Regions from separate parts of the Homo sapiens genome. Here regions 2 and 3 are each linked to region 1. A link is a loop called in an ENCODE intact Hi-C map of the cell type or tissue named here. Cell type or tissue: heart left ventricle. All regions are shown on one strand. Each heading gives the region's core, and the rest is flanking DNA. Links, peaks and the distances in the headings are about the cores only.

Region 1 (8,249 bases), core at 1,012-6,011:
TGGATGACCTCAACCATCCCTTCCGATTCTAAATTTCAGCTTGGGTCTCTAAGGTCAGAAAGAGGCATTTCTGATAGAAGATAAAAGACAGAATGTGTGTTGGGTCTTCTTCCTTTGATTGTTCACTTTCATCAAAATGATGACTAATTCTGTTCACATGACGGTACTGCTCAGTGTGGTCAGCTGTGAGTGAAGCCGGATATCTGGGTGCAGCGTCTCCTAACCAGTCACGGAGAGTCGGGCGGGAAACCAGGGAAGGGGGACACTGCTGGGCCCACCTGTTATTTTGGGAAAATCAGGAAATTGTCTGGCCCTTGTGTTTGCTAGCCTCAACCTTCACATACATATATGAAATTCAGAAATCCAAGGCTTATAGCAAAGGCCACTTGAACTTGACCTTGCTTTCATCAGCTATTTAGTACAATATATTCAGTAAATTTCTCTTGTTAATCAGTGAACATTGTGTAAGCACCTATTATTACTAGATATCAGTAAGTTAATTATCTTCATCACTCTGTTTAATTTAGATATGTGTTTGGGGACTCCCTGAGATCTAAGTTAAATTGCCACGGATCCCAAATTCCATAGCCTGTGGCTATCTGAAGCCCTTCCTAAGATTTCTGCTTCTTATACCACTTGGCATTGAATTCCTTGAATGGGACCTCTGCCTTGCACTCTGTTTTAACCCCCTTGAGGCTCAGGGAGGTTAAGTGACTTGGCCAAGGCTCCACAGCCTGCAAGTCTGGCTCAGTTACGGTTGCCACTGGGCCTTGGCTAAGAAGAGATCCTGCCCCACTGCCCCAGGCTACCATCCCTGGGGATGATGAAGGGGGCTCCTGGAGATGAGGGCTGAGGTCTCCAACATTTTTCTACTTCAGGCTTTTCTTCTCTCCTGCCATTGATGGGCCTGGGTGTCACCCCATCCAGAGATGCAGGCACTAAGCCTCTGGGGGTGAGGGCCTCGTGCCTCCACACTGCATTCATTTAATCTTCCAACCATTTCCCTGGCAGTGGTAATATACCCATTTTACAGATACCCTTATAAGGATTAACTAGTAAAAATAACAAAAACCATCACAACAATCCACAGTTACAGAACTCTGACTGTGCCAAGTGTTATCTATATTTTCTCATTTAGTCTCGCAACATCCATATATAGAAAGACGGCACCTGCCTGTGAGGTGGATCATGACAGAATCAAGTTATTATGCCTGACCACCAACCCTTTGGGGCAAATCCGCTCTCAGAGGGTGGAAAGTCTTGTTGACAAGCAGAGTAGCCCCTGGGGCCTCAAGCTTTTGGGGCATCTCTGGGGGCTCCGGGCATCCTTTAGGGCAGGATAAGATACTTACAATAAACTCTCTCTTTGAGACATGGATTGGGTCTTCACTTAATGTTTTTGACTCTTCATATTTTTTTTTCAGTTTCAAGTTTTGACAGCCCTGGAGCTTAGGCACTAAATCAGCAACAGAATAGGATTCTAAGATGTTTGATTAGGGATTAGACCTCTGACACATGGCTTGCCCAGAGCTGGCTGATCTAATACATCTCAGAATCCAGGAAGAAAGGGACCATGTACCACAAAGCCTAATGCCTCATTGTGAAGAGAAAAATGAAGGCCCTGTGCTGGTGTGGATTTACGCAGCACTAAAGCAATAGTTCTCAGGTCAGAGCCCAGGTTTTATGTCTCCTAGTCTATAGATCTGCATCAGTAGCACCTACAAGACAGGGTTGCTTCATAACCAAGTTCCATTCAGAGCCAATCATATGTATTAATGGTGTGGTCAGTAAGATGTCAAGGAATCTCTGTCTATCCATCTAATCTCATGAGTTTTCTCTGGGTCCTAAAATAATGTCACCTTCAAAACATGGAGTAGGCCCTGCCAAGACACCTCACCTACCTAGAGAAGGTATTAAATACATTACCAGCAGAGACCCAATTAACATCTGGACCTATCAGAAAGCAGAAGCTGGGACACTGGATAGCTCAGTTTGATTGCTATGAGAGCTCTCAGGAAAACAAAAGAAATACAAAAGTTTGGATTGTGGGCAGATAGAATTTTCAAAATTTAGAGAAGATCCGAAATCTTTTCATTGCTTAGATGGACAAACCAAGACCAGGGAAAAGAAGTGAATTTCCCACGCCTGCCCAATAGTCAGGACAACACCTTCCCTACCAGCTCTCCATCACTTCCCCAGTCTCTCTTCCCAAACACAGCTCTACCAGTAATACAGAGTTGGGTGCCAGGACTCAGGAGTCGGAACCCCATTACACTTAGGCTAGATCTTTGTGAATATTGAGGCTAAGAGTGGAATTTAGTCATGGTCTCCTTTTGACACAGAGGGACCTTTATAGACCAGAGTCGATTTTTGTCTGTAACAACTGTAAAGTAAAATGAACACCTTGGTTGCTACTTGAGCCCTTGGATCGGGATGCACCTGGTGGGCTGCAGTAAATCTTGAAGTAGCATCCATTAATCAGCTACACCAGAATTCACCAATGTGCTTGTTAAAATGCTGAGTCCTGGGCTTTATTTACCCAAGACCCATTGAATCCCGGGTCTATGGGGCATTTTAATATGTATCCCAAGCGATTCACATGCCCCCAAAAGTTGGAGAACCGCCACTACAATGGAAGATCTGGAGTTAAGCTTGCCTGGGTTCAAATCTGGGCTCTGCCAGTTACCAGATGTATGAACTTCAGCATGCCTGAGCTTCAGACTCCTCCTGTAACATGAAGAGAATAGTAATAACTACCTCACAGGGTTATTGAGAGAGTTAAGGGAGGTAAAGCAGGAAAAATGCTTAGCATTGGGCTTGGCACCTTGCAAATAAATATTAAGCAAATCAATTAAAGCAAAGCAAATATATTTAATAAATTAAATATTGAACAAATAAATATTAGCTGCTACTGTAATGTCGTTCTTTAGATACATTCCCTGTCTTCACCTGTTCACATGGAGGCCAGCTGCAGCCTCTGCAATCAGGAGCCCGTCCCCACCTGAACCCCCGACCCCTACCCCTCCAGGGAAGATGAGCGGCTGTGAGAAGCCTGGCCTACCCATTCTGTGGCGGGGGCTTTGGGGAGTGCAGTGACAAGAGCCACCAGCAGGGGGAAGCATAAACACATTTCAGGGCATAGCGCTGGTGATCCTTGAGGGTGGGGCGCTCTCTGGGGGAATGGGCTGAGGCTGGGATCAGCGTTTCTTCTCGAATTTTCCCCCCACTGTGGACAGGAATATCTGGTGATGCTCACAAGACAGAATCCTGCTTTTCCTCTAATTGCTCAAAAAGTGAGACCCTGCGCTGGCTGACACTGGCTCTTCCCTGAAGCCTCAGGAAGCGGCTCATTAGCTGTTAATTTTATTTTCACCACCCAGTCGGGCTCTGGCAGGCCCTCGGCAGAGTGCTGGCTGCCGGGCCTTTCTAAGGAGACTCTTGGCAGAGCTCTGATCTGGGCGTCGTGTTCTTTTTCCATTTGGAGGAGCAACTGCGTGAGGTGCCTCACCAGACTTAGCGAGAGGGGCTGAGGGGCGGGGCGGGGCCTGAGTGTCCAGACCTGCCCTCTAGTTCCCTTCCTGCCGTCCCCTAGAAATCAGGGGGCCGGGAGGTCCGCCGCCGCTTGAGTGCCCACCGTGTGCTATTCTGTACCTCCCACCGGGCTCCCCAGGAGCATGTCACAGAGGGGAAGGCTGAGGCCCAAAGAGGTCGGGTGACTTGCTCAGAGCCACGCAGCCAATGAGCAGCAAAAGTAATAATGACACTGGGCCGGGCGTGGTGGCTCACGCCTGTAATCCCAGCACTTTGGGAAGCAGAGGCTGGCGGATCACCTGAGGTCAGGAGTTCAAGACCAGCCTGGTCAACATAGTGAAACCCTACCTCTACTAAAAAATACAAAGATAGCCAGGAGTGATGGCAGATGCCTGTAATCCCAGCTACTCGGGAGGCTGAGGCAGGAGAATCTCTTGAACCCAAGAGGCAGATGTTGCAGTGAGCCGAGATCACACCACTGTACTCAGTCTGGATGACAGAGTGAGACCCTGCCTGCCCCCTCTCCAGAAAAAGGTAATAATGGCACCGGCCGCCTAGTGTGTGCCCAGTATGTTGCCGGGATCCATCGCTGTCCTTTTACATATGTTTACTCCTACATCAATCAAATCTGTAAAGCCCAGTGGCTGAGGTTAAAGCCCATGCTTTTCTTCCTACTCCGCACTGCCTCGAAACCCTTGGAAGTACTCTTCTCCTATTTCCCTAATCTTTCAAATTATTCAAATTCCCATTTGTTCTCCAATTAAAGGTCCCCTCCTCCCTCTTCATCCAAGAGTCCTTTGGTGAGAGCTTCGGTAGTGGCTTGATCACATTCTGAATTTGAGATTTGCTTGTAATTAGCAGTCTTGAAAACACCAGTTCTTTGCTAGGCTCTGCTCCCAGGAACCCAGGAGTCAGGACATCTGAGGAAGGGCTACATGCATCACTGATCTCTCCCTTAACCACCCCTTTCATAGGTATCTGGAATAAGCTCAAATTTCATTGATTTTCCTATGGTGATAAATTGACAGCCCGCCTTTTTTTTCCACAGAAATTAATGCCAGTAAAATGACTACTACAGCCCACTCCCTGCTTTGAATACACCATTAAAATAAACCATGTCTGTGTGCAAACATGTGTGCACCCAATGAGATGTGCTTTTCAAAGACACTGTCATGCAATGTACACAACACTGTGCAGACATTTCAATTTTCCTCCTGGCTGTCTCGCCATCTAAAGACGAAATGCTCGATGTGGCCTGGCATCCAATGGCAGCTGGAGGAAAAGAACTTGCGACTTCGTGTTTCTCCTCTGGAGCTCTGGGCTTGCTCTCATTTGCACTGGTGAATTGTAATGTCAGCAACCTATGGATAGACCGCAGGACACTGGGCTGCAGCATGAAGAGCTATCCAAGGAGATTTTATTTTATTTTATTTTATTTTATTTTATTTTATTTTATTTTATTTTTTTGTGAAACAGGGCTTCGCTCTGTCACCCAAGCTGGAGTGCAGTGGCACCATCACAGCTCACTGCAGCCTCAACCTCTGGGGCTCAAGCAATCCTCCCACCTTTAAGCCTTCTGAGTAGCTGGGACTACAGGTGCACGCCAACACACCTGGCTAATTTTTTTTGTTGTTGCTGTTGGTAAGAACAGGGTTTCACCATGTTGCCCAGGCTAGTCTCAAACTCCTGGTCTCAAGCAATTCACCCACCTCGGCCTCCCAAAGTGCTGGGATTACAGGCATGAGCCACCACTCCCAGCCCAAGGTGGTCATTTTAATGTGCAGTTGTTACAGACAAGCAAATGATCTCCAGTTTGTAAAGATCTCTCTGAGTCAAAAGGAGACCATGACTAAATTCCACCTTTAACTTCAAGGTGATCCATAAACTTGAGGAGTTTTGCAAACGCCATTTGGCTCAGTTACTGAGATTCTTTGTGTCATTTTGGCAGCCACCCCTGTGCCTGAGACAGGGAGCTCAGGCAGCTGGTTGGAGCTGCTTGTGGATTCAGATATTCCAGAACTGCCGGTTATGTAGGAAGTTCATGCTATAGAGAGGAAGATGAGTATGAGACAGAGAATCCATATTTATGAAACACCAGACATTATCCTGGGCACACTCCATCCTCACAGCCATGTTGTGAAGATACTTACATATGCTCTGTCCAGCATCCAGGGAAACTAAGGTCTAGAGGGGCATGATAACTGGCCCATGGTCACCAAGGATCTGAAAGACACACCCACAAAGGCCTAACTCAAATCCATGTATTTTCACCATTGCCTGTGAGAAAGAATCTTCCATATATTATGTTTATTTGTTTGCATTTATTTGTTTTATGAAAAAGGTCTACACTTTCTGCAGCTGTCACTTTTGCAGGCAATAAGGATACCTTTCTGGAACGAGAAATCTACATTAGACCAGAGACTGGATGATGGAGGGCTGTTTCTGTAATATTTATCCCTGCAAAGTAAATATTTCTGTCTCCACCATGTTCCAGAATTTCCCTGCTGACAGCTTCACAGATACTTCTTTTTCTCCTCTCTTGAACATCCAGCTATTGCCGGGGACAGGATGACCGGGTGCAACTGGTTCTTTTCACTTTTGACTGTGGACTTCTTGCAGCCAAAGAAAGAAAGGCTGGCCAGTGATCCACACTGGGTGAGGATTGGAGGCCAGGGCTGTGGAAGGGAAGTGTAGTTTGCATCCTAAGTGGTGATCCCAGGGGACAACCGACCCACTAGAGAGCAAAACTGAGGCTTTCCATGCAATGTTTTGGACCAATGTATATGGTTCCCTGAAGTCATCTTGCAGATTTATTTCTGTAATGTTCTCACATTTATTCCCTTCTCTCTTTTCCCATCAGCACTGTCCAGAGAGGTTGAGTGATTTGCCCCAGGTCACACAACTAGTAAGTGGCTGAACAGGGCATTAATTCTAGGCTTTCTGCCTCCCTGGTTTGTGAGCTTAACCATTGCACTGTAGCTCTAAGACTCTTGGTGAGCCAGGCCCCCCTTTGTCCCCAGCCTTGGCCCTCAGACATCTCACTATGGCCCTTTAACCTCCAGCCCTGGAGCTTAATTCAGTCCCTCTGATAGACCACATTCTTCCTTGTCTTTAGGTCTTTCCATAGGCTATTCTGCAATCTGGAACTCATTTCCTCACTTTACCCTCTCTTTCAAAAAGAAAATCCTCCAGGAACCTACTCACAGTCATGCTCAGGTTAAAGTTCCTCCTTCCGAGGGGTCTCCCATCACTGACCTTCTCCCCAGGCTGCATACACCCTGCCTCATGCCCAGTCAGGGGCTCTGTGTACCCTCGCATCCTAACACCGATCACACTATAGTGTAACTTCATATTTCATATTCTGTCTCCCCCTGGCTGTGCACTCTCTGAGGGCAGGTGCTTGTTCACAGCTGTGATCCTGCAGCTGATGCAGCGCCTGGCTCACAGTAGGTGCTCGGTAAATGTTGAATGGATGAAACATGAATGAGCAAGTCAGAGAACCAGTGCCTGTGCCCATTTGCCCCTGTTGTTCCCTTGGCCTGGCACATTCTTCTCTAGGCTTTGGCACAAGCCACAGCTCACATTCTTCCTTTGAGTATCACTCTGTGAAGCTTAGGAGGCCACCAGGGCTGTCTTTGGGGGCTCAGAGATCTCTAGGCTCAGGCAAGGATGCCCAGTAAAAATAGTTTTTGTAGAAATGAGCTCCAGTACTGAGACCCTGAGAGAGGCTCTAGACGTGAGAGACTTGGGCTGTGGAATCAATGTGAAGCCTGGGAGGATTCACACTCGAGGAAGGACATGGAGCAGGCAGAGTTAGAGGTGAGGGTGTGTCTGGAGCCCAGTTCTGGATTGTGATTGTGAGTTCTGGATGTCCAAGCTGTACAGATGGATCTTTACAGTGGCAAAAGCCAACTTGACCCAGAAGTCCAGAGCATAAGAGGCTCTCTCCTGGAGCACTGTTTGTGTCAGACCCTGCTAAGCACTTCACAGACTTGATCTCATTGACTTCTTATGAAAGCACCTCCCAGGTAGGTCTAGTCCCGGTTCTTTAGTCCCCCATTGAAGGAAGGGGAGCAAAGATGGTGAGCACTTGCCCAAGGTCTTAGTTACATAAGGCTGAGCCAGGTCTCAGAACCCAAGTCTGTGCTGCTAACGTCACCTCCCCATTCACGTTGGCCACACTCTGAGAATGCAAAGGTGAGGTCTCTCTAATTCTAATCTAAGTGGATCTGATTAGGAGTTATTGGGCCAAAGTCATTAACTTACATTTCAGATGTACTGCCCTGGGTCTCCTACGCATCTTCTATGTGACAGGCAGCATTGGAAGAAAGCAAGGCTCTATCTCACCCAGCATATGCTTTTCAGGTGCTGAGCACAGAATGCTTGGGCCCAGCACTTCAGAGAAGTCAAATGGATCCAGCTTCTGCATGGTCATGAAACTTATTATCCTGGGTGAGGGAATGGTAAATGATTTTTCTTCTTGTTCTGTACTTTTTAAATTTATAAAAATAAAGTGTTTATAGTCATGGAAAAAAGTTTTAAATAATAAAGAAATTAGCAAATACACCTGCAAGATGTCAAGGAGCTGTATCCCTCCCTGCCCTTGTTCATGCATTTCTCTTAGTCTGGAATGTCCTTCCCTTCCTTGTCAATGCATTAATGTCTTACTCATTTTGCAGGGCTCAGCTCAAATGCAGCCTCTTCTTGATCCCATCTCA
Region 2 (8,249 bases), core at 1,884-6,883, 240 kb after region 1:
AGAATTTAACATGTGAAATAGGGGATAAGACATGTAAGAAACTGGATGAAAAAGCCAAGGAAAACTTGGGGGTGAAGAGTGGCATTCTAACCCAGTGCTTTTGAGAAACCCGTAGGATCCCAGTTTATGAAGACTGTGCATTCCCACTGCAGGAGTAAAGGCCCAGAGGCTGGAAAGAGGTGGGTCTTTATGAGGAATCACCAGTAGTTGAATTGGGCTGAAGTGAAAGGGAGGAGTGGGAAATCAGGGCACCTGCTTAAGTGGCAGTTCTTGAAAGTCAAGTTAAGGAAGTAGGACTTGGTTCTGTAGGTGCTTGGGAATGGTTTCGTGGCAGGGGTGGCCAAAGGAAGACTTTCTGGCCCTCATTTGAATCTGGATGCATGCTGACAGATTCTGACAGGTCTTCCAATTTTTAAAGATTAAGTGTCAGCTGAGAGATGAGGCAGTCTTAATGATGGGTGATGGCTGATTCAGCAAAGCCAGGCATATGTAGCACCACTTACATTTTCTTCTCTCATGGCTTCTTTCTTTTCAGACCTCTTCTTATTTTTAGTTTTTGTCACTTTTATTAACAGTTTCTCCACTGTCACAGGCATTCCTCTAAGACCTACTCTCCAGCCTCACGTCTCAGTCCTCTAGGAATGAGAATTTTGAGATGGGGGTTTGGCGTCCATGGCTTCTTCTATCTTTGGAATCTGTCCCTTGGCTATAAATAAGGCTGTTGCTTAGTGCCAGTATTGATGGTATTTGCAGCTGTCCTCTGGGAGATGGACTCAGACGAATAACCCATTTTCAAGAGGACATGGCCATTAGGTGACAGCTATTTATGGTTCCTATTGACTAGGGCCAAACCTGAACTGTCACTGACATTAAAATTTCATGAGCTGTGAGCTGCCTTTCCTTATCAGGCTGTCTCTTTCCATTTATTTGAAATATCTAACCATGTTTATCTAGGTTCTTCAAAAGATAATCTTGAGGAACGCTTGTGTTGTGGCTGCTGGGACTTTACCAAACGTACTTCTCATCCCCGCAACATCCTTCCAAACCAGAGCATTCACATCTCCATTTCACAGAAGAGAACACTGAGGGTCAAAAGGTTAAACTGCTATCCCAGAGTCACCAGGTCAGTTCATAAGTGACAGAGCCAGAATTCAAACCGACTTCTGCCTAGAATCAAAGCCTGGATAATTTCCATGAAACCATGCGTGTCTGATTTCTGAACCTGGAATTTCACTACAGAGGTTTTTATTTATTTATTTTGTCCCCTGATAGCTCAGTCACTTGGAGTTAAGTAGTTGATTGAACATGCAATTTTTAAAGCTCATTCATGCTGAATTTGCTTTAGTGTGGTAGCCAGTGTTCCATCTTTATAGAGTTTCTTTCCCACACTCTTATATGAAAATAAACAAGGCCCTAAAATGTCAGGCAAGATTCCTTCTGGCTTTGTAACCTAATGTATTTTATAGATGGTTGAATTCTCCAGTGAACATTTCATTGGAAAATATTCCTTTCCTGACTTCTGTTTCTCCATCAAAGGGATATTACATTGTAAGTGATAACTATTTCTTAGTGGCCTTGACATTGCAGTTCTGTGTAGGAAATTATCCTGCATCAGTCACTTCTGTTGTCATCAGATTCCTTTCATCTCAAGTACCTGCATTTCTTCAACTTAAAATTTGGAACATGATCAGGCCTGGGGCCAGGGAGATGGAACCTCTTGATCTCTCATATCAGTGTTGATTCTTAGAAAGAAGAAGGTATGATGATTGATAACCTGGTCTTTGAAAGCAGAAAACCTTGGTCGAATGTCAGCTTTGCTTCTTGTTAACTACTAGACCTTGGCCAGATCGTGTCTCTGAATTTCAGTTGTTTTATTTTAAAGTGGAGATTCATTTCTAAAGAGGGGATGGAGAATTTCTTTTGGTATTCTCATAGAGGCTTTGTATGCTGATGCTTTGGTGAATTAGAAAAAGCAATGCTAGAGACCCTCCTTTTTGGGGAACACTTAAGCCTCGCTGTCCCACTCACCATATAATAGATTTTCTAAATATCAAGAAGTAACTTGGGTGTCAGTGAAATGCCCCTCTTTCCTCTTTCGGAGATAATTATCTATATATCTCTATGTAGAGTGTGATATGATAGCTAACCCTGCCTGGGCATCAGAATCCTCTTGAGACCCTTGAAGGGAAAAGAAAAATGGGCATCCAAACCTACTGACTCGCACACTTCAAATATGAGGCCCAGGCATCTGTGTTTCTTAAAAGCTCCCCCAGGAACTCTGATGCACAGCTAGAATTGAGACTAGTCATGTAACCAGCATGTGGGGCAAATGTGATGTGTGCATTGCGGACAAAGCCCGTGGAGTTTTCCTGCCATGGGGGTAAATGCGTTAGCAACCCATGGCCTTTCTGTTCATTCATAGAAAATCCCATGGTCATGATAATTTGCAAAGATAGTTTCACATGACAAATTAGAATATCCCTTCCACAATACAAACCAAAGCTCCAAACTGGAATTCTGGTCAGAACCCTGAAGCAGGAGAGTGAAAACAGCCGGCCTCCTCCACCCTCACCTTCCTGCTCCACCCCCAGGGAGCTACACAGAAGACAAAGATGCTTATTTAGATGCTGCCTTCTTGAGCTGGTTTCCTGTTCTGCTAAAAGCTGGGCCTTTCTTTTTTGGGGCACATTTAGGGTCCCTTTTTAGAACCCAAAATGCACCTATGTGCACACTCTCTCCAATGAGACATTTGAATTCCTTGCCCCAATGGTGGGGGCTGCAGGCCAATCCCAGCCTGGAACCATCCCTTGGTGCTACCACTGAACCATCAGCCATGCTCTTCTCTCTCCCTCTAGATTCTCAGGGCAGGAGTCAGGCCCCAGGCCACAGCATCCCTAACTGCAGGGATATCCACTGCAGGCTCCCCAGTGACCCCACTGAAGTTCTCACCCACCCACTAGGTTTGATTGGGTGAGCAAAGGATGTGCTCATAGCAGTGTTCTCCAATGATAACCTCCTCTCAAAAAATTCTCTCTCTACACGTTCACCTGTTTTTCTATCCTCCGTCTGATACAGCAGGAAAAGTCGTGAAACTGACTCTTTGATATTCCTTGAAATTCTGCATTTTGCATATTTGTCCTGTGCTTGCTTACTTTGGTAACCACTAACTGTGGTATTGGTGCCTCAGCTTAAGCCAACTTAGGAGTGGCCACTCTGTCATGCTGAATTACCTTCATAGTGGCAGGTGGCTGTCAGGTGAGATGAGCTTGGTATTGAGACCTGGCTATGCGTCCTTAAGCAAGTGTTTTAACCTCTCTTAAAAACAGGACTAGTCACAGAAACTAAGTCTAAGATTGTGAGGATTAAATGTGGCAAACACATATAAAGGACTTAGTGTGTGGCACATAGGAAGTGCTCAGTGGTACCCATTATCCAGCCTCAGTTCCACTAAAACTCCAGCCATCTTAGCTGCCCTCTTTAAAACTTCATTCACTGAGGGGCACCAGCTGGAGAGGGGTTGCATCACCACTCCATGGGGGAACACTCCTCTAGCTCAGTCAGCTCCTGACTAGGAGCTGTCAGAAGCCACCAAGGAAAGGTCCCATTGAGAACTGAGCACAAAAGCGGGGTCACAAGAGCTAACTGAATTAAGCAAGTTATCAGGCAGTAGAAAATGCAGTTAGATTTGCATCCATGAAGCAGATGGTCTGCACAAAATGATTAAATTAGTTTTATTAAGTTTGGAGGAATTAATTTGTCACTTTATTTTTTCTTTTATTTATTAAAAAAAGAAGAGATGTGAGTTTGTTATCTCTGGCAAAAGAGATTTATAGCAAGTTTATCTGCTAGTGGAAAACAAGAGTTATGGTAGGACCTTAAAAAACAATTGTCTTTTTATTGTCTATTAATAGTTGGTACAATTATGTAGAATGTGGCCCAGAGAATAGAAATGCTGCCACCTATTGCTGGTAAAACCTGGCTTATGTTTCCAGTCATATGGGGGATATTTTTTTCCCCTTAGAAATAAATCTTCACTTCATGGGTTATTGAGTATTTAATTCATTTTGGAGACATTTTTTTGCTACTGGTGTTCTTAGGATCTGATGTTTTCTAGTTTATTGATTATTAATTACAATGTCTTACATCAAGTAAACTTGAGGGAACCTCTGGCATTTTTGAGTCCTTCTTTTAATGGTGAGGAAGAACCAAATGCAGAATCTTTATCTAAAAACAAATGGGAGCTTTTGAGTTAGAGCTCAGGGTTGTTAACTGGAGATTCCCAATACTTATTGTTTGGGCACAAATAGTTCTTTCATGGCCCTTTTGAATGGATCAAAGCAAAACCTGGAGTTTTGAATGGCTTCTTTTTTGTTAAGTCCTTTTATCCTGAACAGTTACTAATGAGTATTCTAGGAAATTCATGCATGCAGGAAGAATTTCTTGTGCATAATAACTAGGGTATAAACTTTATATTCACATACCCATGTATGTTGTTTGTGTGTTTACACACACATGAGAGTTTCTGAAATTTTCTGATCTCAAATCAAACATCAGGCTAGCATTCTGCCCTTGAAATGGCTAAATCCACATGTTATCCATGGAGGATTAAGAATTGGGTTTTCAAACCTGGTTGCACACCATAGTCAACTATGGAGCTTTGTAATTGTTCTTTTTTAAAAAATAAACTTTAAGACTAGATTTAATTTTACAGAAAATTTGATAGTACAGAAAGTTGCCATATACCCCACCCATTATTAACAACTAATATTCACATATTAGTTAGTGAACCCATGAACCCACACTGAAATATTATCAACTAAAGTCCATACTCTATTCTGATTTCCTTAGTTTTTACCTAATGACCTTTATCTGTTTCAGGATCCCATCCAGGATACTACATTTCATTTAGCTCTCATGCATCCTTAGACTTCTCTGGGCTTGACAGCTTCTCAGACTTGCCTTGTTTTTGATGCTTCTAATGGTTTTGAAAAGTTATAGTTAGATATTTTGTAGAATGGACATCATCGCTATTGCCCCCCAATTGGGATTTGTCTGATGCTTTTCCCCTAATTAGACTGAAGTTGTAGGTTTTGGAGAGGAAGAACACAGAGGTAAAGTGACATTTTTCATCCCATCCTATCAGGGTCATGCTATCAACATGACTTGCTAATGTTTATGTTAACCTCGATCACCTGGCTGAGATAGTGTTTGGCCGGTATCTTCACTGTAAAGTTACTCTTTCCCTTTTTTCCATGTTTTACTCTTTGTGCAGCCCACACTTAACCTTGAGAGCAGAACATCTACATACTTTATTTGAAATTCTATTTACATGGAAGATTTTTCTCTTCTATTTATTTAGTCAATCATTTCTTTGTGGCAGTATCAATTATTTCACACTTTGACTTATAATCCAATACTACCTTATTTTGTTGCTCAAATTATTTTGAGCTTGGTCAGCTTTGGCCATTGGGAGCTCTTTCAGTTGGCTCCTGTGTCACTTTGACATACTCCATCATTGTGTTTTGGAGTGGGGATATATGCCTACATTTTGGCACTATACTGTGCTCCAGGCTTATTTTAAATTCTTCCTGCCCCAGTCCAAGAATCATTTCTCCAAGGATCCCTGGTTCTTTTGGTTGGAGAATGCTATTGAAACCAAGATCAGGGGCTAGATCTGCTTGTTGCTACTGGGCTGTTGTTATTTTTAGAACTTTTCAGCTGAAAGAACAAGGATATGTACACGTATCTACGAATATCCTATCTAGATTCCTTTACGCTGACATGCTATATAGATCAGTATGTAATTTATACTGATAAACTATACTATAGTTTATAAACTGAAAGCAGTTTTTAGTTTCTATAGAGTCTTCAATTCTAATCCATTACCACATGGCTCATCCTAGCCTTCCATCTTTGTTCATCTGTAAGCTTTCACTCCAACAGTGAGAACATCCTGTGAAGCTTGTTAATAAACACACCTGGGCCTGGGCCTTATGGCCTGAGGTTGAGGTAGATGCCCACCTGGGATTTTGGCATCTGTATTTTAATAAGCTCTACACAGATTGAACTCTCCCAATATAGGCTGTCACAATGCCATATATTTCTCCTTTGTACCTTTTGTCACCGTTTCCCTTTGGCATCTTTTTATAATATCTTTATTTGACATCCTTATTTGATTAATATCTGTCAACTCCCTCAAGACAATAGGCTCTGTGTCAGTTTTGCTCATCATTCTGTCCTCAGAAAGGGTGCATTGTAGGTATTTATTAAATATTTGTTGAATGAATGGGTGGAATGACACACAGCAACACTGAGGAGGAAGAGAAAAATGTGTGTGATTTATCGAACTCTTCCTACATGCTAAACGGCTGTCTAGTTGCTTTCTAAATATTATCCAGTTCAGGGATTTGAATCAGGTCCGGCTGACATCAGAATCCACACCCTTTCTGTTGTGGAGTTCCTGCTGGTAGGAAGCCTCTTGTCTTCTGCTTTGCATGTCATGGGCTCTCCTACTGGACTGGATGGAGCTGTGTGGGTGGCCAAGGAGGAGGTCAGAGGGGGAGAAATGGCAGCACCCATTTAGAGTGTCACCCAGGCCTCATTAGGAAATTGACTCCCATTTGGTTTGGGAAGGGGGGTGTTTTTTCCTGCCTTTTCATGCTCACAATGAAGGTGACATTGATTTACAAGTCAGTGGGTTGGAGCAGGGAAGGGAGGCTTCTATGGGTGGAAAAGATCAATTAAATGATTATCCCAGCTGCCACACACTAATGCCTTTCTTACTGAGTTTCAAAATCAGGAAGCAGAAGGTTACCACATTTAGCCTTTTACAGGAAATCTAATTGCCAACCTTGTGGTGCCAAGGTTTATTAGATTGGGAAGAGTTGCTCTTAGTGGCTGGCAGTTTCTGGCATGACAGAAAGCTTTCCACTGGCCACCTGGAATTGTAAATGACTGCCTCCTCTTCCTTTTTGCGTGCTTTTGCTAAAGTTTTATGCAGATAGCCTTTTGTGATTTTTATCTTTTTGTGATTTTTATCTGGATTCTAGGGGGATGGTACTTAAGCTTGGTAAGCAGTCAAAAAAAATATTTATTCAATTCCTACTATGTGCTATGCCCTGGTCTAGTGGCTGAGAACTGCAGTGGTGAGCAAAACAGATACGCGTTGTCTTTAGAATCCTTTGCCTGGAATGGTCTTCCTATGGCTTAGTGGTTCCCAGACTGTAGTATGCATGAGGACCACCAGAATGCTTGTTCAAACCCAGTCTGCTGATTATTTTTTCCATCGCCTTTCCATGGTCCTGTCCACATTGAAAAAAGGCAATCTCAAGAGCAGACCAGAATTCAGTCCAGCAAGCAACTCTTGCACAAATTGCACGGCTAAGCTGCCACCCCCCACAATTTCTGATTCAATAGGCCTGGAGTGGGGCCTGATAATCTGCATTTATGATGAGTTCCCAGGCCATGCTAATGCTGCTGGTCTGGGAGAACCACCCCCTGAGCCTTTGCATGGTTGCTCTCTTCTTATCAGTTGGGTCTCTAATCAAATATTACCTGCTTAGAGAGGCCATTCTTGATTTCCCAACCACATTATCCCTCCACTCCTGGCCATTCACTCTCTAATGCATCTTCATAGCATTTATTATTCTCTAATATTAGTTTGCTTATTTTTTATTACCATTTTGTCTCTCTCTCCTACCTCTCATCCTCAGTAGAATAAAGCCTCATGAGAGCACTTCCTTAGACACTGTTGAATCCTCTAAGATTATCAGAGTACCAGAGTATGTGCTCAATAAATACCTGAATGAATTAAATAATTACAAGAGTAATGAGTCATATGAAGGAAAGACCTAAGATGCCTTGGTAGTGTAACAGGTAGACCTAAGGTGGAGCAAAGATATTGCATTTCATCCTACTTGGAGCAGTTTCTAGATGTGGCCTTAACACCTGATTTAAACACTGCATACCAGAGTTTTGTCTTCAAGGTTACAGGCTGTGGGATTTGTCTGCGATCATAGCAGGCCACTCTGGATTTGCTTAGTTTTTCCATCGCCTTTCTATAGTCCTGTCCACAATGAAAAAAGGCAATCTTAAGAGGAGACCAGAATTCAGTCCAGCAAGCAACTCTTGCACAAATTGCATCATGAAGTTGCCAGGCCCCTATCTCTGAGCTTGGCAGGAGGCAAGGCCTGAAATTTACTTCTTCTAATAACCTTCCACCTGAAGCCTATACTCATTCCCTTGTTGGA
Region 3 (8,249 bases), core at 1,884-6,883, 180 kb after region 1:
ATGGAAAAATGGAATTAGAAACATATACAAATCACTAGCCTGGGCAACATGGTGAAACGCCATCACTACAAAAAATACAAAAATTAGCTGGGCATAGTGGCACACGCCTGTGGTCTCAGCTACTCAGCAGGCTAAGGTGGGAGGATCACTTGAGCCCAGGGAGTTTGAGGCTGCAGTGAACCACGATTGTGCCACTGGGCTTCAGTCTGGGTGACAGAGTGAGACCCTCTGTCAAAAAAAGAAAAGAAGATACATAGACAACTCTTACACACTTCCCTTGTAATCCTCCCAACTTGGTCAGTAAAATTTAAAATCATTTATTGAACATTCATATATACTAGATTCTGTGTTACTCTCTTCATATTCTCAGTTAATCATCGTAGCAACCTAGAGCATTCTCATTTTATTTGCATTTTAATGATGAGAAATGAGTAAAGAGAGGGCTAGATGCCCAAGGTCACACAGGAAATGACAGAGCAGAGATGTAAACTCAGGTCTGTCCCCCTTAATTGTTACTTCAGAGGTCACGCTGGGGACCCTGAATCCCCCTGTTTTCAGGGTCAGTAGCGAATTTTTAAGCTGAGGGGTGTAGCTGATGGCCCTCAGACTGAATCAGGTCTGTGGAGACATTTGCTTATCTGGCACATTGGTTTAGAAAATTTTTAAAAATGATTTTAGAGAGTGTTCTCTGTTAGCCACAGTATCCACCATGCTCATATGTCTTATACCTGGTCAGCTTCTTGGCCCCTATGGGAATTTGAGTTTATAATCCCTAGCTAAACCTCTCTTTTGCTGGAGTCAGTGATGGAAACAGAGGAGACTGGTAGTGTCCTAAGGAAAAAATGCTTTATTTTGCCCTCTGAAGAAGGAAGCAGCGGCTGGCAGCTCCAGACTTCGGCCAAGCTGGATGGAGGAACTTCTAAGAGGGCCCTGGTGTTTGCTTTTAGGCTCAGAACCCAGCTTTCATGAATTTAAATTTCACAGTAGATCTGAAGAGGACAGTGGAGGGGAAACTGTATTATCCTCTCCTTGGAGAGGGAAAGGAAGGTTCTCCCTGTTTATTCGTACTCCGAGCAGGCTCCCCCTGGAGGGCAGCCACTGGGAGCTTGATGGGGAATCCTTTGTACTGCGCACTTTGGAGGCATCTACTAGAAACAAAGTACCCTGTGACATGCTGGAAGGGATCTCCGGACAGTAAAACATACAAGGAACAGACCCAGGGCAAACTGTACTTATTCATGATGGGCCCTGAAGTGTGAAGGGGTTTATTCAAAAGAAGTAGGTAGGTGGCATTCCAGGTAAAGGGGACATTGTGGGCAAAGACATGGGGATGAAACGTGTGCTGTGTCAACTCAGGGTTAAATGGATTAAGGGCAGTGCAAGATGTGCTTTGTTAAACAGATGCTTGAAGGCAGCATGCTCCTTAAGAGTCATCACCACTCCCTAATCTCAAGTACCCAGGGACACAAACACTGCCGAAGGCCACAGGGACCTCTGCCTAGGAAAACAGAGACCTTTGTTCACGTGTTTATCTGCTGACCTTCTCTCCACTATTATCCTGTGACCCTGCCACATCCCCCTCTCTGAGAAACACCCAAGAATGATCAATAAATACTAAAAAAAAATAAAAATAAAAATAAAAAGAACACAGGAGACATATTCAGGCAAGGAGATTTACTGATATTTTGCAGAGGGGAAGAGTACAATGGGGGAATTGAACTAGAAACAATACTTCCTTTGGTAGCCCAGTCAGCAATAATAGCAAACATTTATTGAGTGCTTACTGTATCTCGGGCATGTTATCAGCATGTGACATATATTGTTTTCTCCAGTCCTCACAAAAAGCCTATAAGGTAGACACTATTACTATTGTTATCATCTACATTTGCAGATGAGGAAGCTGATGCAAAGAGCTCACAGCCACATTCCAGATCACCCAGCTAGTAACCCAGGTATTATGGTCTTAGAGCCCAAGAGCCCACACTCCTAACCTCTTCTTCCTGCTGCTTCCAATAGCAGCCAACAGTCTGGGTGACTTATCAGTAGAAGGGATGTGAGATTGTAGCAAGAGATCAAGTGAGAGGAGTTTAGATCCTGCAATGGCACCATTTTCAAAGATGGGAATGTAACCTTTTCTGACATCAAGGCTGTCTCCTAAATGGCCTTAGCCTCCCCCTTACAGATTTTATTTTTTAATTTTTAATTGTATAAATTTAAGATGTACAATCTGTTTTCATATACTTGTACATAGTGAAATGATTACTACAGGGAAGCAATTTCATATGTCCATCATCTCATATAAGTATCTTTATGTGTGTGGTAAGAGTACTTAAAACCTACTCTCTTAGAAAATTTTCAGCATACAATATAATATTAACTATAGTCCTCATGCTGCACTTTAGATCTCTAGATTTATTTATCCCACAGAACTTCAACTTTGTCCCCTTTGTTCTATATCTCCCCATTCTTTCCCCCACTTCCCTCCCCCACTTCAGGTAACAACTGTTCTACTCTCTGCTTCTATGAGCCTGGCTTTCTTTCTTTCTTTCTTTTTTTTTTTTTTTTAAAGATTCCACATATAAGAGAGATCATGCGGTATTTTTCTTTCTGTGTCTGGGCTTATTTCACTTAGCCTAATGTCCTGCAGTTTCATCCATGTTGATGCAAATGGCATGATTTCCTTCTTTGTAAAAGTTGAATAATATTTCATTGTGTATGTATGTATCATGTGTGTGTGTGTATATATATATATATATATATATATATATATATATATATATCACAATTTATTTATCCATTTATCCGTTGATAGACATTTATGTTGTTTCCATATCTTAGCAATTGCAAATAATGCTGCAACAAATAGGGGAGTGCAGATATGTCTATGAGGTGCTGACTTCATTCCCTTTGGGTATATACCCAGAAGGGGGATTGCTGGGTCATACGGCATTTCCACTTTTAATTTCTTGAGGAACCTCCATGCTATTTTTCATAATGCCTGCTTTCCCAAAAACAGTGTTCAGGGGTTACCTTTTCTCCACATCCTTGCCAACACTTGTTATCTTTTGACTTTTTTTGGATGATAGCCATCCTAACAGGTGTAAGGTAATATCTGCATCTCACTATAGTTTTCATTTGCCTTTTCCTGATGATTAGTGATGTTGAGCACCTTGTCATACACCTGTTCTCCCCTTCACCCCTCCTGAGCCCCTTATACTCCAGCCCAACCAAACATTTTTGGAAGACCATGGACTCAGCAGTCATCGGGACTTGGGGTCAAATACTGGCTCTACCACTTCCTACCTCCTGTAACTTTGGGCTAGTTACTTAACCTCTTTCAGTCTCAATTTCCTCATCTGTAAAACAAGGGTGATAAAAGTACTTGCCTCATACATTCTTTGTGAGAATTAAAGAAGACAAGTGCAAGGCACTTAACACAGAGTCTGGCACATAGTTAGTGCCCAATAAACAGCTACTTTAAGGCCAGAATAAATTTCACACATGGTCATCATCTAGCTCTGGGATTGGCAAGGGTGTGGGTGTGGTTTGCAAGGAAGACTCATGGACTGCCTGCTACCCACTACGTGAGGCGCTCCAGGTAAGAGCTGGTGGCTGGCAGTTCATGCCTCCTTGTTCTGCTTGGTGCCTATGTGGATGAGGCACTGGTTCCAGGGAGGTTACAGGGCTGGTTCCCCTGTACCAGGGCACAGCCTGGTATCAGCTCTGCCCATCTCTAGATAGTGGGAGCAGGAATCCTTCAGTCCTGATGCACAGATGGGCAGGAAATCTAAAAGCCACCTCTGCCCTTGTCCAAGCCAGTCCACATGTGGATTAGAAGCTGCAGCTCTGCACTGCTGTACCTGGAAGGCACAGACAGGCAGACAGGCCCATGTTCCTGTCCACTTTGGTGGCTGTCCTGGCAAGCTGTGGCTACTATTGCCACCTGGTGGCGTTTCACAGCAACACATGCATGGAGACTTCTGTAGTGTCTTATTAAAGATGTCAAAGTTTGTAGCATCCTGGGAATTGAAGGTCCACTTCTACCTGCTCACAGTGCGGAAGGCAAAACCAAGATTAGAGAAGGAAGAACAGTGGGGTTTAGGAGAAAGAGCACTGTGAGAGTTGTGTAGCCTTGGTTCAAATTCTACTCCCCCTATTTGGGATTTTGGACAAATGACAACCTATGTGAACTTGTTTCTTATCTAAAATGTGGTGGAGATCCTCAACATTTACTCATAAGGCCACTGTGAGGCTCCTATGAAGGGCTTTATAAACTGCAAAGGACCCTACAGGTGGAGAGGTGGTGGTTATAGCTGTTGCAGCTCCAAAGTGAGGCCAGTACTTCTGAACTTGGGAGTCAGGGGTCTGGCCTAGCATAACCAACCACTACCCAAGCCTAGCAACAAGACAGATGGCAGAAGGAATGGATATGAGCTACTCCCTCTTTGCTGGCCCAGGATATCTCCAGGGTGGGTGAAGCACTGGGGTCTTCCACCCGTGCTGTGAGTTCCTGGTGCTTTCTCCCTCCTGGGTCTTGCCTGCAGTCTGCTCACACAAGTGTAGCTTCAGGTGGGAATGCCTAGTGCCTGCAGTTGTCAGTTCTAGGCATGAGGAGCTTGTGTCTGGGTTTCCCCAAAGGACAACATTCTGGGTCTCAATGAAGGACAAGATGCAGAATTCCAAGGCGAGGCCACAAAAAAGTGCTGGGCTTAGCCTAGAGCTACCTCTCCAGCCCCAGGAATGTGACGGTATCTGGACCTGGACACAAAGCATTAGCTCATCCCTTCTGATGATAGACAAAGAGCCTAGTGCTCAGAGTTGGGCAGTCATCCCGGCAGCTTCTCACTGTCCTGCCCAGGCAGCTGTCTGGACTGGTCCAGCCCAAAGAGCCTGGAGTGTCTACTTACCCCACTGGCATGGAAGGTTTGGGTCAGGCCAGGGTCATCCCAATCCTCAGGCCCTAATGCTAAGCCCATCTCACAGGTACTCGGAGGAGGAGTCCTATTTGGGTTGTAGTATGCTTCCCCTCCACTGGCCTCAGATACAGTTGGTTTACTGAGCACCTAATATGTGTTAGATAAGGTACAAGATGTTTTCACAGAGATTATCTCATCTCTTCCTCAAAGAAGCCCTGGAAGTGTGGTGTGATTGTTCCCATATTACAGATGAAGAAACTGAGGCTTACAGAGGTTCAGTCACTTAGTGAAGTGGGAGCTTGGTTTTAAACCCATACTTCTGCCTCTAGGGCTTGCCTTTGTGTAGTTTAAGAGTGAAAGACTTTCCAGAAAGAGACCTGGAGTGAAGGCCTATCCTAGGGATGAGTTGCAGGCCTTCACTGTGCAGAGTAGAGGATGCCAATGGCACACTTTGCCAGAGACCCATTGAAACACTCCCCAGTGCCAGCTGTTGGCTGTCACTCCTTCCATCTCCCTGTCCTAAATACCTCCAGAAGGTTTAGTTCTGACACCACTCATGTGGGGCCCATTTAGAGAGACAGTGAGTTAGGGAACATGGCTGAGGATGGAGGAAGGAGCACCACTAATTGTGGTAAACCCATAATTAGTTCTCTGCTTATGGCTTCAATCAGTACTTTTAATTTAAAAGGTAATATCTGTGGATTTTTTTTTTAAAGATTTGTGACATGGGTATAAAAGGAATAGAAAACACTCATGTTTTCTCCAACCAACCTCACCCCACTGTCTCAGAAATCACCTCTATGAACAGTTTCTTGTGCATCATTCCAGAAAATTTGTACAAAAACAAGTATATTCAAATACATCTATCCTTTCTTTACTCCAGTTGGAATTTCACCATCCTCACCATCCTACAGAGGTCTTCTTTCATGCATCATCATCTCTTAGGCATCTCCTGACATAGATGTCAAATGCCTTCTCTTAACTCTGCACTGTAGACTATTATATGGCCATTGTCCTCCTGGTAGGCATTTTGGTTATCCTGATTTTTTGCCGTCATGAACAATGTGCTGATTACACCTCTATTTTTGCACAGTTTCCCATATAGGACTGTAAGATAGGTGGACTCCTGAAAGCATAATTATTGGATCAAAGTACATGCTTTTTAGATTTTACTAAATATTCCCTATCGCTCTCTAGCAGGGTTGTACTGTCACCAGCACTAGGAGTAGAAATGATCTCCACATGGAAGATGAGTCCAGTAGTCATGTGGGACAGTTGCTGAGAAGACATGATTTCAGAGGCACCCAGAAACTGCTCATGATCCTGTCCCCCTCAGGAATCTCCCCTTTCCGCCTGTCATGGTGTCTGGAATTCTCATTCATTCCTTGACCTGTGGCATTGTCTCCAGAAAGCTCAGGTGTTTATTTTATGACTGCATTTGCAAAAGACAAATATAATCCAGGCTAAATTGTATCCATTTCATCCTTCTGGTTTAAAAAACAAATTACAACATTTCCTTGGGCCCCTAAAACTATCTTGGCTCCTAAGCATTGTGCCTACTCTGCCTAATGGGTAAGTTGGCCCTCGATTTTGTCCCCAGAGTAGCCCTCCACACACCTGCTTCCCTACATGTTGTCACCATTCCTGCCCCTGGCTTTTGACACTGGAAAGGTGTAAAATACAATCTTTCTTGGGGGTAGCCGGCTATCACAGAAAGCGGTGGTCCCCAGCCTTTCTGGCACCAAAGACCCAGTTTTGTGGAAGACAATTTTTCCATGGACAGAGATGCAGGATATGGTTTCGGGATGAAACTTTTGCACCTCAGATCATCAGGCATTAGATTCTCATAAGGAGTGTGCAACCTAGATCCCTCGCATGTGCAGTTCACAATCGGGTTCACGCTCCTGTGAGAATCTAATGCCACCACTGATCTGACAGGCAGAGCTCAGGTGGTAATGCTCACTCGCCCACCACTCACCTCCTGCTGTGCAGCCCAGTTCCTAACAGGCCATACAATGGTACTTGTCCATGGTTCAAGGTCTGGGGACCCCTGACATAAAGCACTGGGCAACATTTGGATGGGATCAGGGCTGACCGTATTTACTAACAACTGCAGAATCCTGCAGTTTCCAAAGCATTTTTATCAACATGATTTTCTTAAAATATTATGCCCATTTTACAGATTAGGGAAATGAAGACACTAAAACAGAGAAGAGAAGTGATTTGTCCAAAACACAAAGCTAGTAAGAAATAGAATCATAGGGTCAGGTCAAATGCAGCCTCGGCCCACTTCACAGCTTCCAGCACAGTTAGGTTCTGCTGGATCTCATGATATATCTTTGTCCCTGAACATCTCATATGTGTGGCATTGCAGAAGACATGCTGACAGTGTCACATCCTGACAGGTGCACAAGTGGAGCTCAACATATTTGGGTGGCATATGGAAGCTAATTGCAGCCGTGGTTCCCAAATCTCTCCCCAAGTAACTGACTTCAGTATGCGTTTGTATGTTTTTTTTTAACTAGAGTAAATTTGATTGTCACACATGCCTCCAATCTTATTTTAATGTAAGTAGAGCATGATTGGAAATTCAGAATTAGACTGCCCAGCATTAATTACCTCTCAACTACACTTTTTATTTATGGAGCATGTTTACTGTCATTAATGAGGAGAACGCTAGAAGGGCATGGAAGGAGGATTGATCAAAAGAAGGTGGATTGAATAAGTAGTTATGGATAGGGCAATTTGAAATGGATTTATTCCTTTTTAATTTAAATTGTATCTGATTTCTGCATTCTGATTCTTCTAACCCCTTTGCCACATGCCCCCATGTTCTCTTTTTGAATCTTGCTCTCATTCACCTCGTATTGCCCCATCCACAGTGTTAATAAGATAATGTCCAGGATGCCCCCTAAAATTGGTACTCCTGATTGCAAGGGGCTGCAAGATTCTCTCATCATGTCTGTCCCGGCTTAAAAAAAAACATGAAGATTATCACTGTCTACCTTTTATTGAACACTCTTTTTTTAATTTTATTATTACTATACTTTAAATTTTAGGGTACATGTGCACAACGTGCAGGTTAGTTACATATGTATACATGTGCCATGTTGGTGTGCTGCACCCATTAACTCATCATTTAGCATTAGGTATATCTCCTAATATCTATCCCTCTCCCCTCCCCCCACCCCACAACAGTCCCCAGTGTGTGACATTCCCCTTCCTGTGTCCATGTGTTCTCATTGTTCAATTCCCACCTATGAGTGAGAACATGCGGTATTTGGTTTTTTGTCCTTGCGATAGTTTGCTGAGAATGATGGTTTCCAGTTTCAT

Evidence for each region. Hi-C counts contacts between places; a loop is a spot of excess contacts. Peaks named below come from ENCODE experiments on the same cell type or tissue, not always from the same donor. Only the 100,000 strongest peaks of a DNase experiment are listed, where the experiment ranks them.
Region 2: a loop joins it to region 1, with 7 times the contacts of the local background. A loop is called at or near these places in 50 of 110 quality-filtered maps.
Region 3: it touches region 1 in a loop (11-fold over the local background); 107 of 110 quality-filtered maps call a loop at or near these places.

The regions. Positions count from the first base shown.
Region 1 is chr11:19,561,087-19,569,335 of GRCh38, forward strand. It overlaps a transcript of NAV2 not described here. Among named protein-coding and RNA genes, the nearest start is that of MIR4486, 10 kb to the right of the region's middle. In heart left ventricle, for the core only: a CTCF peak has its summit at 3,106 (motif pointing right); DNase peaks (open chromatin) are centred at 3,135 and 3,465; H3K4me3 peaks cover 703 bases; H3K27ac peaks cover 888 bases.
Region 2 is chr11:19,804,759-19,813,007 of GRCh38, forward strand. The region is part of intron 1 of NAV2 (neuron navigator 2); the gene reads left to right. Among named protein-coding and RNA genes, the nearest start is that of MIR4694, 49 kb to the left of the region's middle. In heart left ventricle, for the core only: a CTCF peak has its summit at 3,967 (motif pointing left); no DNase peak of the experiment used is centred there.
Region 3 is chr11:19,738,949-19,747,197 of GRCh38, forward strand. All of the region lies in intron 1 of NAV2 (neuron navigator 2), which reads left to right. Among named protein-coding and RNA genes, the nearest start is that of MIR4694, 17 kb to the right of the region's middle. In heart left ventricle, for the core only: a CTCF peak has its summit at 3,956 (motif pointing left); a DNase peak (open chromatin) is centred at 3,933.